Regions from separate parts of the Homo sapiens genome. Here all the other regions are linked to region 1. Evidence: read pairs that join two places in POLR2A ChIA-PET (ENCODE). Cell type or tissue: MCF 10A. All regions are shown on one strand. Region 1 has its middle 64 kb from the start of EDN1. Region 2 has its middle 10 kb from the start of LINC02530. Region 3 has its middle 93 kb from the start of ADTRP.

Evidence for each region. ChIA-PET counts read pairs that join two places held together with the same protein. Peaks named below come from ENCODE experiments on the same cell type or tissue, not always from the same donor. Only the 100,000 strongest peaks of a DNase experiment are listed, where the experiment ranks them.
Region 2: POLR2A ChIA-PET joins it to region 1 with 5 read pairs; 3 of 35 experiments call an interaction of 5 or more read pairs at or near these places.
Region 3: POLR2A ChIA-PET joins it to region 1 with 5 read pairs; 2 of 35 experiments call an interaction of 5 or more read pairs at or near these places.

What each region holds. Positions count from the first base shown.
Region 1 is chr6:12,351,622-12,356,621 of GRCh38, reverse strand. No RefSeq gene overlaps it. Among named protein-coding and RNA genes, the nearest start is that of EDN1, 64 kb to the right of the region's middle. In MCF 10A, no CTCF peak of the experiment used is centred here; DNase peaks (open chromatin) are centred at 1,121, 1,921 and 2,711.
Region 2 is chr6:12,592,921-12,597,920 of GRCh38, reverse strand. No RefSeq gene overlaps it. Among named protein-coding and RNA genes, the nearest start is that of LINC02530, 10 kb to the right of the region's middle. In MCF 10A, no CTCF peak of the experiment used is centred here; no DNase peak of the experiment used is centred here.
Region 3 is chr6:11,683,472-11,688,471 of GRCh38, reverse strand. No RefSeq gene overlaps it. Among named protein-coding and RNA genes, the nearest start is that of ADTRP, 93 kb to the left of the region's middle. In MCF 10A, no CTCF peak of the experiment used is centred here; a DNase peak (open chromatin) is centred at 2,901.

The DNA of each region.
Region 1 (5,000 bases):
CCACAGCTGTTCAAAATAAATACTTGGATGCAATTTTCTCATTTCTCTTGCCATTAGGTATGATGCAGAATTTGTTTTGGCTCCTGCTTGTGAAGTTATCGCACATGCTCTTTTTGTTCCTTTGGAAATCACATGCCTAATATTCCCTTTGTGTCTCAGAGATATTAATTGGATGAGCCCACTCCCCACTAGCTCTTGAGGGCAAGAACTAGTCCTATCTTTCTCACTCCTGCTGTATCTGCAGCCCCTATATGCTCATGAGCATTTGTTGCACGAAGGCTGAATAGAAGCATGGTATATGGGTAGTATAAAAAACAGTAGATGACATATTCTGTGACTTTAAGAAGTTTTTAATCATGTATATGGTGGAGGTATATTCCAAAGTTTGGTTGAGGTACATTCCAAATGCACTGGAAGCATGCTGTGAATAATTATAAAACAAAACATCGTTGGGTTCAAAATTACTTAATTTTGACTCAAATTTCAATAGACTAAAAACTTACAGGGGACAAGGAAAGCAAAATGAAGAAGTAATCAGAATGGTAGCCTAATTAAAGGAGAGTGGTTTCGTGGATGATGAGCTCAGGTCTTGAGAGATGCAGAGAGAAAAGACAAGCGAACACCCAGACTGGTGCAAAGATTCATGCAAAAATGTAAGGGCAAACATCTTGCAACACTTATGAAGTGAGGTGAAAGCACACTGAGTTGGATACAGAAAGGAGAAAATAACAGGGGAAAGAGAGAAGTTAAAAAGAAAACCAGTTGTTGGAGACCTTAAGTAATAGGCTCTAGTTTTTGGTAATGAATCGCTGGATGTGCTACAAACAGCATATGCAGGAGCTTGTTCTGGCAGCTGTGCAGAAAGCAGAGAGGAAAGCTGGATGTACAGAAATGATTAGGAGGCTGCTTTCCCAATCCAGACATGTACCAAATTGTGGGTGGTAGTAAGCAGGTACAATTAGTAATGGTAGTAATGAACATGAGAAAGAGAAGATAAAGGAGGTCAAGGTGTTCAACGTCATATTAAATATGCTGGTATTAGTCATAGAAATGGGAAATTTGGGACTGAGTGACCACCTAAGGGAGAAACTGACAGTCATACTCAGCTATTCTGTTAGCTGAGGGCATGTGAAATGCCTGGTGTTTGAGCAACACCAAAGGTAACATTCAGAATGACTGGACTGCCGTGAAACAAAAAGGCAGATAATCCCGCTCATTCCATTGCCAGGTCTGGGATATTTTGAGTCAAAAAGGCTAAAGTTGAGACTACTTAAACCCCACTTATTATCTTCTAGACATGTTTAATGTATTCATACACATGCCCTCCAGGAGACTTATGAAAGAGACAATTAGGATGCATATAGAGAAACGGGTGGGGCCACCACTTTCTGGCCAGGTAGATTGAGCCTTTGCAGCTTTAAGGTTTGGCTGGCATCTTGTCTGCAAACATTTGACTGTACCTGATTTGGTGCCATTAAAGGAAGACAACAGAGCTTCTTACAACTGCACATCAAACTTTAATAGCACTACAAGTTAGACAGTGGATGATTGTGTCCATTTAAAAGGTGCCAAATGGTTGATAACTGTGTTTATGTCTTGTTTCTAGATATGCAAGCAAAGATAAACACAATTGAAATGCATTCGTTGGGTTGGGAGCTGATCACCGGCTAGAATTTATAAAACCTTTGCATGCCCTAAACAGCATTTATTTCATAATTGTCCAAGTGCATAGCTGGTGGTCCTTTTTCCCTAAATTATCAAATACCAAACATTACTGGAGGCAGAAAAGCAGAATGCAAGGGGCAATCACAAGAATGGTAAACCCATTCTCAGACAGAGAGTGAGAGAGTAAGCTCTGCCTCTTGGGTATTCAAGCAGTGAACCATGCATGTGAAAAGAATTTAGCCCAGACAGGCCTCACCAGGCTCTCCAGGGAACATAGCGTTCTCACAGCAGCAAAGAAGGAAACACAAGAGTGACGTGGCCTTTTCTGCCAGGAGCATCTACAGTAAATTGTTCAGGTAATTTATGTCACTAAAGTATACAGTTTGTCATCTTCCAGACAGTAAAACAACACAAACACACACACACACGCATATTCTTTTAAAAAGAAAGGAAAATATAAAGGAGTCAAAATAGAGCAAATAATAATGCTCTTTGCAATATGAGTCTAAATGCATAATGTTGCCTCTATGATTTTTTAAAAATGAAATGAAATATTCCCAGTATAATATGTTTGTGCCCATTCTGCAGATATTAAAAAAGAAAAATATTTTCTTGTCACTAAAATATTTTAGTGCATTTTTAATTTGGGTATGTAATTTCATTTTGGAGGGCAACACCATAATAAATGGAGCACATAAATATAATATAATAAAATTCAGAGTTGTTGCTTTTTCATGATTACATGATAGCCAGGTACCCACTTTTGTGTAGAAAGCTACTTTGATCAATTGCACTGATTAAATGGTTGTTACACAAGTTCACAATAGGTTACAAATCTTGATGCACATAGAGACTTAGAGAAATATTAATCGTTTCAGACATACCTTGCTTCTGTAAGTCAATCTTAGATCCCAGTTGGTGAAAAAAGAAAGAAACAAGGAAAAACTGTTACAGTTCAAACAATATTGTGGGAATTGGCAAAAATGCAGCAAATGCCAAAGGAAATCCTGTGAAGGCTCTTGAGCCAAAGGCTGCATAACTGAAGTTGGAACTGGCCCCAAGAAATGTTGCACAACCACATTAAAAAGTGGACAAAGGGACAGGCACGATGGCTCACACCTGTAATCCCAGCACTTTGAGAGGCCGAGGCAGGTAGATCACATGAGGCCAGGAGTTTGAGACCAGCCTGGGCAACATGGTAAAACCCTGTGTCTGCTAAAAATACAAAAAAATTAGCCAGGCATGTGGCACACCTGTAATCCCAGCTACTCAGGAGGATGAGGCAGGAGAATCGCTTCAACCCGGGAAGCAGAGGTTACAGTGAGCCGAGATCGCATCACTGCACTCCAACCTGGGTGTCAGAGCAAGACCAAAAACAAAAAACAAAAACAAAAAACCAAACATAAAAGTGGACAAAGAATGCGAACAGACACTTTTCAAAAGAAGACGTACATGCAGCCAATAAGCATATGGAAAAATGTTAATTATCACTAATAATTAGAAAAATCCAAATCAAAAACCACAATGAAATACCATCTAACACCAATCAGAATGGCTATTACTAAAAAGTCAAAAAATAACAGATGCCGGCAACGTTGCAGAGAAAAGGGAACTCTTATACACTGCTGGTGGTAGTTTAAATTAGTCCAATGTTGTGGGAAACATTGTGGCAATTCCTCAAAAAACAAAAAACAAAACTACCATTCAACCCAGAAATCCCATTACTGGGTATATACCCAAAGGAATATAAGTCATTCTACCATAAAGACACATGCATGCATATGTTCATCGCAGTACTATTTACAATAGCAAAGACATGGAATCAACCTAAATGCCCATCAATGGTAGGCTGGATAACAAAAATGTGGTACATATACACCATGGAATACTATGCAGCCACAAAAAGAGTGAAATCATGTCCTTTGCAGGAACATGGATGAAGCTGGAGGCCATTATCCTTAGCAATCTAACACAGGAACTGAAAACCCAATACCGAATATTCTCACTTACATGTGGGAGATAAATAATGAGAACATATGGTGCTATGGTTTGGATCTGTGTCCCCACCCAAATCTAATGATGAATTTTAATCCCCAGTATTGGAGGAGGGGCCTGATGAGAGGTGATTGAATTGTGGGGGTGATTTCCCCTTTGCTGTTCTCATGATAGTGAGTGAGTTCTCACAAGATCTGGTCATTTAAAAGTGTGTAGCACTTCCTCCTTCACTCTCTTCCTCCTGCTCCAGCCATGTAGGACATTGTGGCTTCCCTTTCACCCTTCACCGTCCACCATGATTGTAAGTTTCCTGAGGCCTCTGTAGCCATGCCTCCTGTACAGTCTGCAGAAATATGAGCCAATTAAACCTTTTCTCTTTATAAATTACCCAGTCTCACGTAGTTCTTTATAGTAATGAGAGAATGGACTAATACAGAAAAATGGTACTGGGAGTGTGATATTGCCATAAAGATATCTGAAAATGTAGAAGCAGCTTTGAAACTGGGTAGTGAGCAGAGGTTAGAACAGTTTGAAGGGCTCAGAAAAAGACAAGAAGATGAGGGAAAGTTTGGAAGTCCTAGAGACTTGTTAAATTATTGTGACCAAAATGCTGATAGTGATATGAACAGTGAAGGCTAGGCTGAGGTGGTCTCAGATGGAGATGAGGATCTTATTGAGAACTGGAGTAAAGGTCACTCTTGCTATGCTTTAGCAGAGACTAGAGACATTGTGCCCCTGTCCTAGAGATCTGTGGAACTTTGAACTTGAGAATGATTATTTAGGGTTTCTGGTAGAAGAAATTTCTAAGTAGCAAAGCATTCAAGATGTGGCCTTCAAGATGTGGCCTGGCTGCTTCTAACAGCATATGCTTATATTTGTGAGCAAACAAGAGATGATCTGAAACTGGAACTTACATTTAAAAGGGAAGCAGAGCATAAAAGTTTGGTAAATTTGCAGCCCAGCCATGTTGTAGAAAAGAAAAACCTATTTTCTGGGGAGGAATTCAAGCCAGCTGCAGAAATTTGCATAGCTAAAGAGAAGCCAAATGTTAATAGTCAAGACAATGGGGGAAATGCCTTGAAGGCATTTCAGAAACCTTCACAGCAGACCCTCCCATCACAGGTCTGGAGGCCTAGCAGGGAAGAATAGTTTTGCAGGCTGGGCCCAGGGCCCTAATGCCCTGCATTACCTCAGAACACTGCTCCCTGTGTCCCAGACACTCCAGCTCCAGCCATGGCTAAAAGGGCCCCAGATATGTCTCAGGCTGCTGCTCCAGAAGATGTAAGCCATAAGCCTCGGCAGCTTCCACATGGTATTAAGCCTGCATGTGCACAGAGGAC
Region 2 (5,000 bases), 240 kb before region 1:
AACAATCTAAGTACTGGTAGGGGAAAAACAGATTGGGATTATTTTAATAAGAGTTTTTCTGTGTGTGCGTGTGCATGTGTGCATATGCATGTTTGCTTTTTGAAATGGAGAGGAGCTGAGCTTTTGTTCATGCTGAACCTAAGGAAGAGGATAAAGATGCAAAGATAATGGAGATGATGATTTCATAGCTTCCAGGTGAGATGTGAAAGGTCCAGGTCTCAGTGACTTGAAGAAAGGCTGGGTTTTATCTAGGAGGAAGAGGGAATACATTTTCCTATGAGACCAGGTGATGGGGTGGAGGGAGATATGGATGGATAGGTGATGGCAAAAATAAATGGAAGATTTTCATGAACGGTGGTCTCTCTTTTTTCGAGAAACAGAAAATTAGTTTATTTCCTGACAGTAAATAGATATAGGGCAGCGTTGAAGGCTCAGCACTACAAAGTATAGAGTTAGTGACTCTGAGGAAGAGTTGAAAAAAGTGCAAGCAATGTTTGAGTGTTCATTTGAGTTGGGAATCACAAATGGCCCTGTCCTGCTCCACACTACTGCCTCCTTTGTGAATGCTTATTCACTCTTCAAAGCTCACATTAGATGCCATTTCCTCTAGCATGTTATCTGTTATAGAAGCCATCCCTATAACTTACTCACTTTTGAATCGCTAGGTTTGAGTAAAGTGCCTGGAACACTGCAGCTGGTCAATAAATGTCTGCCCCAGGAACACACATTGCAAGGAAGAGCATGAGCGAATTCCCAGAAGAATGGCTAGAATTAATTTAGATAAAATGTTTTAATCAGAGAAATTCATCTTCATCTTCTTCCCACTTCTCTTCTCTTCCATCATCTTCTGTCTCCTGATGTCTCTGCCATCTCTCTTCAGCTCCACTTCCCGTACCCATCAATAGCCTTCCCCTTCTGAAACAGTCATCTTTGCCCTCAGCTGACTATATTCTAATTTGTCCCAAACACCACCTTAATAATTAATCCAAAAGTCAACAACACTTAAAATAAGACTCCTCCCAAGTGTATTTGTTTTAAAAAGGAGAGACACTACTATTTGCCTGGAGAAGCAAATGAGCTCAAATATTACAGAGAAAGAATCCATCCTGACACGTGGAAGCCTTCCTTCTGGGTGGCTTCCCTGCTAATAGGCTCAGCTAGTTTCTCAGGGAGGAAGCCACCATCACCACATTTTTCATTCTGGGAAAGAGATGACCTTGCTCATTATTTGGAGGAGTAGGGAAAAAAATAAACACTTGGTACATTGCCTTAATAAAAATTGAACAAGCATGTATATGAGGGACAGCCATGCTCTAAAACACAAATTGTATGTCTCTCTTCCCTGCTCCATGCTAATCTCTGTCAATACTTTTCACCTCTCTGTAAATGCTCCACTCTCCTATGACCTTTGCTGGAGTCTGTGTTGATAGGGAGAGATTTTTGTAGGTTTGCCTGCCATTCTCCTTTATGTGTATTATTAATGTCAATACTGGGTCAATATTCCTTTTGCCATGAAATGTCCAGTGAAAGTCTAACATATCAATTGATTACTCTTGTATGAAGCAACTAAAAGGGAGAAATGAAGTGCTTATATAGAAGAAAGACATCCTTAAAACCAAGAAAAATTAAGGCATCACTGATAGTATTTACTGAGCCATCAGAGTGGGTATTCATCAGTTTAAACCTCTTGTGTGAGTCTTTTTGCTGACAAATACGTCTTGGATATGATGCAACTTTTTACAATTAATTCTAGGTGATCCTCCTGCACCCAGGAAATCTGTGTGCAGAGCTTAGCATGCCTGGGACCAGTAAATAAAGTTTTCCTCCGTGCAACTAAACCGTTTGATTGCTGTTATTGATCTTGACCACCATGAATAAATTTACAAATAGCAGGTTGTTTTTTTCTCCTAGGGTGTCTGATTTTCTGCCCATTCTCTTGAGTCAAATTACATTGTTTATCTCCTAGTGACTCCATCATTTATGTTTTTCCTGGGATCTCCAAAAGCTGAGAAATACTCAAGGCTGGGTTTGCCTGAAGGATACTGAAATCTGCTCATTTGAATCTCCTTCCTCCACGAGTTTCTTATCTGGTCCCATCCACAAATTCACAAAGATGTTGCATCTGGGGGGAATCCCAATTAGATCTTACCCATCCCAATTTAGCCCGTTTCGAAATCATAGATGCAGGAAGAAAACGGAACCACCATCATTATAACTTGTAGTTTCTTGGTTTCTGTGTGACCTGTTACTTTTTCTGCTTACTCCTTCCTCTGTTTAACTCTACATCGCTTCCCCTTTTTCCTATAGACTGTTATTTACCCTATGGTTATAGGCAAATTGATATTTCAAAAGAAAGGAAAAGAGAAACAAAAGTTCTGCACCTTGTTCCTCCTTTAAGGACAACGTTTGCAAAAACAGTGACTTCTGAGCTGAGACCACGTGTTGGAGCAACTACCTCACGGGACCACTTTGCAGGACCGCAACATCTGCTTGGGATGGTCTGGGTTCAGCCTTATGTGATCATCGTTCCTAAAAATAGTTTCTTTTGTTTTGTTAATAAAATTAGAGAATGCTGATAAAGTTCTCTTAAAGGGTCAAAAGAGGAAAGCTCATAAATTACAGCATTCCATTAATGAACAAAGCTACAAGAATGCAGATTGAGAAACAGCAAAAATTACAGGTCACAAGCTCTGTGATGTGAAAGAGTAGGAAGCTTCCAGCCTTTCCTCCACAGGCAAGATGAAGAGCTGGAAATGAACTCACCCTAATCTCTAAATTAACTTAGATAATGCCAGTTCCCATATATCTTTTACTTATCTCAGATGAAAATGAAATTGAGGTGAAAGAAAGCCCAGGCATGCTCTTCAGAAGCTCAAAGCAGAAGAAAAGTTGGTCAAAGAAATTACTACTTCCATTGTGTGTTTCTTTGTATAGATCTAAATAAACACAAAAATAATTATCCTCCTCCTTCTCTCCTTCTTTTCCTCTCTTTAATATTTTTTTTAAAAGTTTTACCACACTTCTTTGCCAATTAGAGCCACAGCATCTAAGCCCTAGATAGTCCCTTTTTAAGAGGTCTTCCTGCATGAGCCCTTCTCCTCCCACAGCACATTACATTTCTTCCTTTATGTACGGGTTAACCACATTATTTATGGTCAAATTGGGACACTTTTGAAAGTGAAAGAAGTGTTACAGTAGGTAGTCAGGCAGAGATGAGCAGAGCAAGAGAGGCTTCCCCACTCCCCCGCATGGGAAAGTCAAACAACCGTCAGGTGATGGTCAGGCAGTTGTCAATTGTCTCTCTAAAACAATCATTGGTTGCAACCCATGCAGGGAAAGGCAGTCTCTCAATAGAAACACCTGAAACTGGTGATCAGCAGCTTCCCAGTAAGATCTCAGGAGCTGGGCAAGTGGGCTGACACCTGTAAACTAAGAGGCAAAATGGCAGAGTTTAACTGGATATGACCTTATGGGAACGCTCGACTGATAAGGGAAGAATGCTTCAAGTGAGCATGCGCACAACTCCAGTAAACACACGGCACCTCCCCTCCCAAGAGCTGGGAGGTCACTGCTCATGCAGACAGGCTGCCCTAAGGAAAGGCTCAGGGGAGAAGAGGCACAACTCCTCAGAAACGTGCCAACATATAAAACCCCAAGTCAGAAGTCAAATAGCGCTCTTGAGCTCTCAAGTTGCCCACGTGGCCCTCTTGCAAGGGTGCTTTATTTCCTTTTGTTCCTGTTCTGAAGCTGTTTAATAAGCTTTCACTCCTGCTCTCAAACTTGCCTCGGTCTCTTACTCTGCTATAGGCCCCTCAGTTGAATGCTTTCTTCTGAGGAGGCGAGAGCTGAGGTTGCTGCAGACCCATACAAATTTGCTGCCACTAACAGGAGTGCTGTTAATGATTACTCTGGGACAGGAATACATAGCGGGGGCGATTGCAGGCAAACTGACACTTAACATTCACCCCACTTCCAGGTACCCATTCAGCTGATTCAATGCTGGTTTCCACTTGCTGACCTGCTGCTTTTGGAGTCCTTCTCAAGTTGCTTCTTATGCGTCAACTGGGTGGCAAACTCAGTGGCCTCTCCTCTAGGATTCCCCTCCCTTTCACACATAGGCAACATCTCAGCAAATGCTTTTCTTTCTCAAGGTCAAGGGAAAACATTCAAAACATCTCTTGTGAAAGTTATGTATTTAAAAGGCTGAAACCTGAAAAGAAGAGTACTGGTGTACATGAAAAATCTCTCTCTGGATAAATGCTTGAGGAGACGGATACCCCATTCTCTGTGATGTGCTTATGTCACATTGCATGCCTGTATCGAAACACCTCTTGGAACCTAGAAATATATACAGCTACTACATACCCACAAAAATTAGAAGTTAAAAATTTTAAAAAAAAGAAAAACCTCTCTCCTACTGGTCTGCTTGGTTCTGATCCTGGTTCTTTGGCAAAGCTTTTTTTACTTCTGCTTTTTTTTGGCAACTAGGTAGAACTTCAGGTAAAATAAAACAAATAAAAATGTATTGTGAAATATACAATATATGCAAAGGAGACTATGAAACGTTTATGTGCCATTTAAAGAATAACACTTAAGAACTAGAATATTGCCAGTATTTCAGAACCACCTTCCTCACCTAGTAAATCTCCATGATCATGTCCTCCTTCCCCTTGACAGAGGTGACAGCTCTCTTTAATTTTCTGTCCATTATTACCAGTTCTGCTTTTCAGTTTTTCACACTTGTGTGTATCCCTACAAAAGATCTCTGCTTTTTAGGGGGTCAGAGGGTGATTTCATGTAATAAGGAAAGAAAACTGTCATTCTTCTAAGAGCAAATTGTTCTTTTTAGAGAAAAAAAATTACTAAAACCTGATGTGCTTTCCAAATACTTAACCAACACATCACACATCAACACATGTGGAAGGGAAGAGGCTTAGGGAAAATCCTCAGCACTCACACTCCACTTCTAGGGCTCTGTCTTTGTGTTCCATTTCCGTATG
Region 3 (5,000 bases), 670 kb after region 1:
TTCAGCCTATCGTGCCTCAGCTTTCTCATGTTTAAAAATAAGAAGTTAGAAAATGTGATTTCTAAAGCCCTTCCAGCTTTAAAATTCAGTCATTCTTTGATATGCGAGATAATGGACAATTGTGAATATTAAGGCAACACAATCCTCCTCTCTCATCCTCAAGTGGGAGGGGGTTAGTTCATATTAATCACAGGCAACCATGGACTTGGTTGCATTTTGAGTCGCATTCAACTAAGAACATTGGCCCTTTCGACTGTTTTGGGATATTTGCCTGCTGTAGAACTACTTACCACAGCCATGTATCTAGCTACCTACAGACGTACGCACATACACACACACACACACACACACACACACACACACACACACAGAGAGAGAGAGAGAGAAAGAGAAGAAACAAAGACAGCAGAGTAACCAGGTTAACAAGAGTAGCCGAGTTAGCAGAGGATTGTAGGAGGAGAGAATAGAAGAAATACGACACCCTCACAGCTTTCACAAATTGGCACGATCCATATGCATTGCTGCTAATTACAATAATCATCTCCTTCTACAGCGAGAGCACTACTTGACCCTGTACCCACGTTTTATTTATTTATTTTCTAAAGCATTTCTCTTCTCCTTTATCTTCTCCCTTAGGCTATTAATTAACTGCAGTGAAGGATAACAGAGGCCCCCATCACAGGGTCCATTTGGCCTGTCCCTGATCCCTACTATCTTGAAACACTCCTCACACTTTGAAAACCAACAGCGCATTCCAGCATGACCCAGAAGATAGCCAGGTCTCTTCCTTTCTCTCAACCCCTCGCTTTCAATTTTTGTTGCAGAAGAATTATGAGCACGTTTGAAGCTAACCATATTATTTCCTTTATCATCATCCTGAAAAGTTCCCAAAGAAGCATTGGAAAGGCAAAATTCTATTCTAAGCTACACCCTCCTCTGTGGGCTTAGCTAGATGCAAATAGATTTAAGTGAGGCAGAACTATGACTGCCAAGCAAGGAGATGGATTCCATACACGATGTGGGAAAATTAATCTCACCTTATATAATCAGTGCCTAAAGCAAGGGACTCACACTTCCTTCCCTCTCCCCAAATCCCTGGGAGATTGTGAAAATGGATCAAGGAGCCGCGATGAAGTGTTTATATATTTTTAAATGTATGTTCCTCTCTCTTTCTTTTTCTTTCTTTCATCTCTTTCTCTCTTTAACACAGACCTCTGTTGATAAATAATGGACTGTGGCAAAAGAAAATTGACTAAGACTCTAGCCAACTTCAAATAAATTGGCTACTGGCACAGCTGAAAACATAACTTAGCTTAAATGAGGTTTCTTTCCCATTCTACAGAATCCCCCAGCAGCAAACACCATAAACCTAGAAGGTGCATCCTGACTTGTATTCTATAAATCCGTGAGCTAATAAATAATGCTCACAGTGTAAATGAGTGACTCCACAGAGACTACGTTAAAAAGAAACATTTCATAGGGAAACCAATAATATTTTCTTTTCAAGGGAAAATATATGTCCTCTCCTATATCCTTAATTACAGCCCAGACTCTAACCATGTCTTACAAGTGTACTAAATGAAAAAGTGGCTAAAACTTCATCCTAGTGCACTTTATTAGTGAGCCAGTTATTAAGCTATTCTCTCGGTATCAAACTCAAACTCATGCTTCTATACTTGGCTTTGTGATTCTGGGGCTGACTTTGCAAATCCCATTTCTGCTTTACCAGCTCCCTCCAAGTGTGTCTTTCCTTTTCTTTCCTTTTTTCTTTTTTTTTTGAGACAGAGTCTCACTGCACCCAGGCTGGAGTGCAGTGGTGCAATCTTGGCTCACTGCAACCTCTGCCTCCCAGGTCCAAGCGAATCTCCTGTACTCCCACCTCAGCCTCCTGAGTCGCTGGGATTACAGGCACCCACCAACAACCCTGGCTAATTTTTGTATTTTTAGTAGAGATGGTATTTTTGGTAGAGATGGAGTTTCACCATGTTGGCCAGGCTGGTCTCAAACTCCTGACCTCAAGTGATCCGCCCACCTCAGCCTCCCAAAGTGCTGGGATTACAGGCATGAGCCACTGTGCCTGGCCCCAGGTGTGCCTCCTCTAATAGTGGTGGGTGGAGGAAGACCAGATGGCTGGAGAAGAAGAAGGCACTCACTCTTCTTGTTTGCGTACCGTTGCTGTCATCATCGCCCAGCCTCACTCCTTTACTTTGGCAGGGATGGTTAGGGAAGTAGCAGAAGATTCCAGTTGTAGTTTTCCAATATTCATACCCCCTCAGAAACACTAGCAGGTGGCTATCCTTTCCTTGGGGGTCTAGAACCCAAATCAGTAGGACCAAACATCAACAATGGAATTGTGGGTTTGCTTTGGCTGGGTCCCTCATCTTGAATGCAGTGCTGAACTTCCTGCTAATGGCAAATGGAATTCCAGTAACCAGTGGCATGCAGTGACATCACAGTTTATAAAACTATTACCTGTGGTTGCTTTTCAAGTGCTTACTAAAGCAAGAGCCTTGGAAGAACCAAATGTCCTCTGCATTTGACTACTGCAGCAGCTACGATGACTACACGGGTGATAGTATGGAATGGCTCCCTCTGAATGCCCTAAAGCACTTGCATAAGGAAAAAAGAAAGAAAGAAAAAAAAAAGCCTGCTTCTTTAAGTTCTGAGCTTGAGTCATAGATAATTAAGAAGCTTCCAGGCCAGTCCTGAAAGAATATCATTTCTTTCTCTTGTTTGCTGAAAATAAGACACAAAAGTTAATTGCACAGATTTCAGAGTTGAAAGTTGAATTTGAATTTATAGACTCTCAAGTTTCTCAAGTGAAGGTTGGGTATCAACTAGAAAAGATAATGACCCTTAGACTCGAAAGAATGACATCAGGATGGATTCATAGCAAGCTCAGAATTCTGAACCCCTGAGTCATCTGACCTCCTTTGCCAGCAGAAGATGCCTATCCTCACATACCTGGAGAGACCAGCCTTCTGCTTCTTGAATAAACTTTAATAATGGGGCAGTTGCCTTGCCATGAAATACGTCTTCTCATCAACCCATTCTGACCATTCCTTTTCTCACTATACCCATAATAAGGGCCCGATCTCAGCATGTTCCCTAAGGGCAAGTACAAAGTCTGACCCAGGAGGAAATAACTTACATGCTAAAACAGTTGTAAGATTATGCTAATTTTAGTGGTAGAATCCTGAAAAAAATATGTGTGGGAGTTTATTCCAAGGGTATTAGACCAAGGAGAATGAAATATAACAAGTGGACTGGATTTTATTGAACTTATTGATGTGAGTGCACTTACCAGAAACCCCGGATTTAATATTTTATCTCGTGAAGCTAGATGTGGCTCTAGCAGTTTGCCTGGTTGATAGATTGACTCAACCATGGCTTATGTTTAATGAGATTGACATGCCTGAACTTCCTTGGCAAAATGTGAAGGAATCTGGAGTCTTAGGAATACAACAATGTTGAAGCACATTTATAATGTGTTCCCTGAACACCCTGCCTCTACTCTCCACATCCCAAGGTGGCCCAAAGATGCTTCCTTCACAATTGAGAAATTCACTGGTGAAGAGAGCATCAGCATTCTTGCATGTTAGCTATATGGTGGCTGTCATCTGTAGGCCTCAAATGACGGTGAGGATTCCACATTGATATTTTGGTGGGAATATGAGATCCCAGAGTGACATAGGTCATTTGGTAGTTTTTACTACCAAAGAAAGATGAAATGCATTTACAGAAAAGTACAGGAGAGACAAAGTGATAATTAGAAAGTTTTTGACTTACAGTGGTCATTGCTGACCACAGTGTCCTTGGAAATGAAATAGATGGACTACCCATGAAAATGTTACTTAATCTATGTCAGGATTTACCAAACTCTCCCTGTAAAGGTACAGATAGTAAATATTTTAGACTTTTCACTTCAAGAAGCAAAATTAATGATGTTATATAGGTACTTATATTACAGAAGATAACACAAATTTTTACAAAATTTTTGTTGATGAAACTTAAAATATAATACTACTAATTGAGTACTTTTTTTGTAATACTAATGAGGAAAAGGAATTTTTTGGGGGGATAACATTTCACTTAATTCAGGTTCAAAATTAGTGTTTTCTATCATTAAAGTTGTTTGCTAATATCATCTGTCATTTTGATCTTTAATGAACTTTTATACATTTAATCTAATATTTGAAACTACATTTTTATACAGATAGGCATCACCAAATATTAACATGAAATTCAGGAGCATGGATTTTTATTTGAGTGTATTCATTGCTTAGAAGGTATTTATGGAATTTTACTAGACTCTTCCCTTATATTTGCCTGTTAACAGGTCATTACATTGCAAGAAGTTCCTCAATTGTACAACTAAATCAGTTTCGAAATACTGAAATTTCCTTTGCACTTCCATTGAGGTCTGAAAAACATTGCCGTAACCATTGTCTGAGCTTGAGAATGTATCTACTGCAAATTTATGTGGGAATGGAGATCTCATTCTTGTTTTAACCATTGACAGATTAGAAAGTGTATAAAGCAGCTTGACATTAATTGCAGTTCAAACATTAGTTGTCAAAGTAATTTTACTATAGTTAAGCTTCACATATATAAGTGACATTTGCCTTATGATTTTAGGTTGAATTCATTAATAAACATTATTTAGTCTGTAGCAAAGGCTAATTTCCAAAGCTATTCAGTGTTTGATAATAATGGTTTAAACCAGTTCTTCTCTTTCAGAAAAAATTCAGTGTTATCCCTCAGCTCAAAATTTTTATTGCAATAAAACTTTACCACTGCTAAACCATAAAACTGCCATGTTTAATGTTTAGCTTCTATCTCTGACAAAAATTCATGGAACCGACAGTAAAATCTACAATCGTAAATGAAGTTCACCACTGGTACGACTGGTTTAATAATACACAACAGATTAATGTATTTTTCACAAGATACCTGTAACAGATACTACAACAAATAAACATAGGCTTAAAAATTTTTAC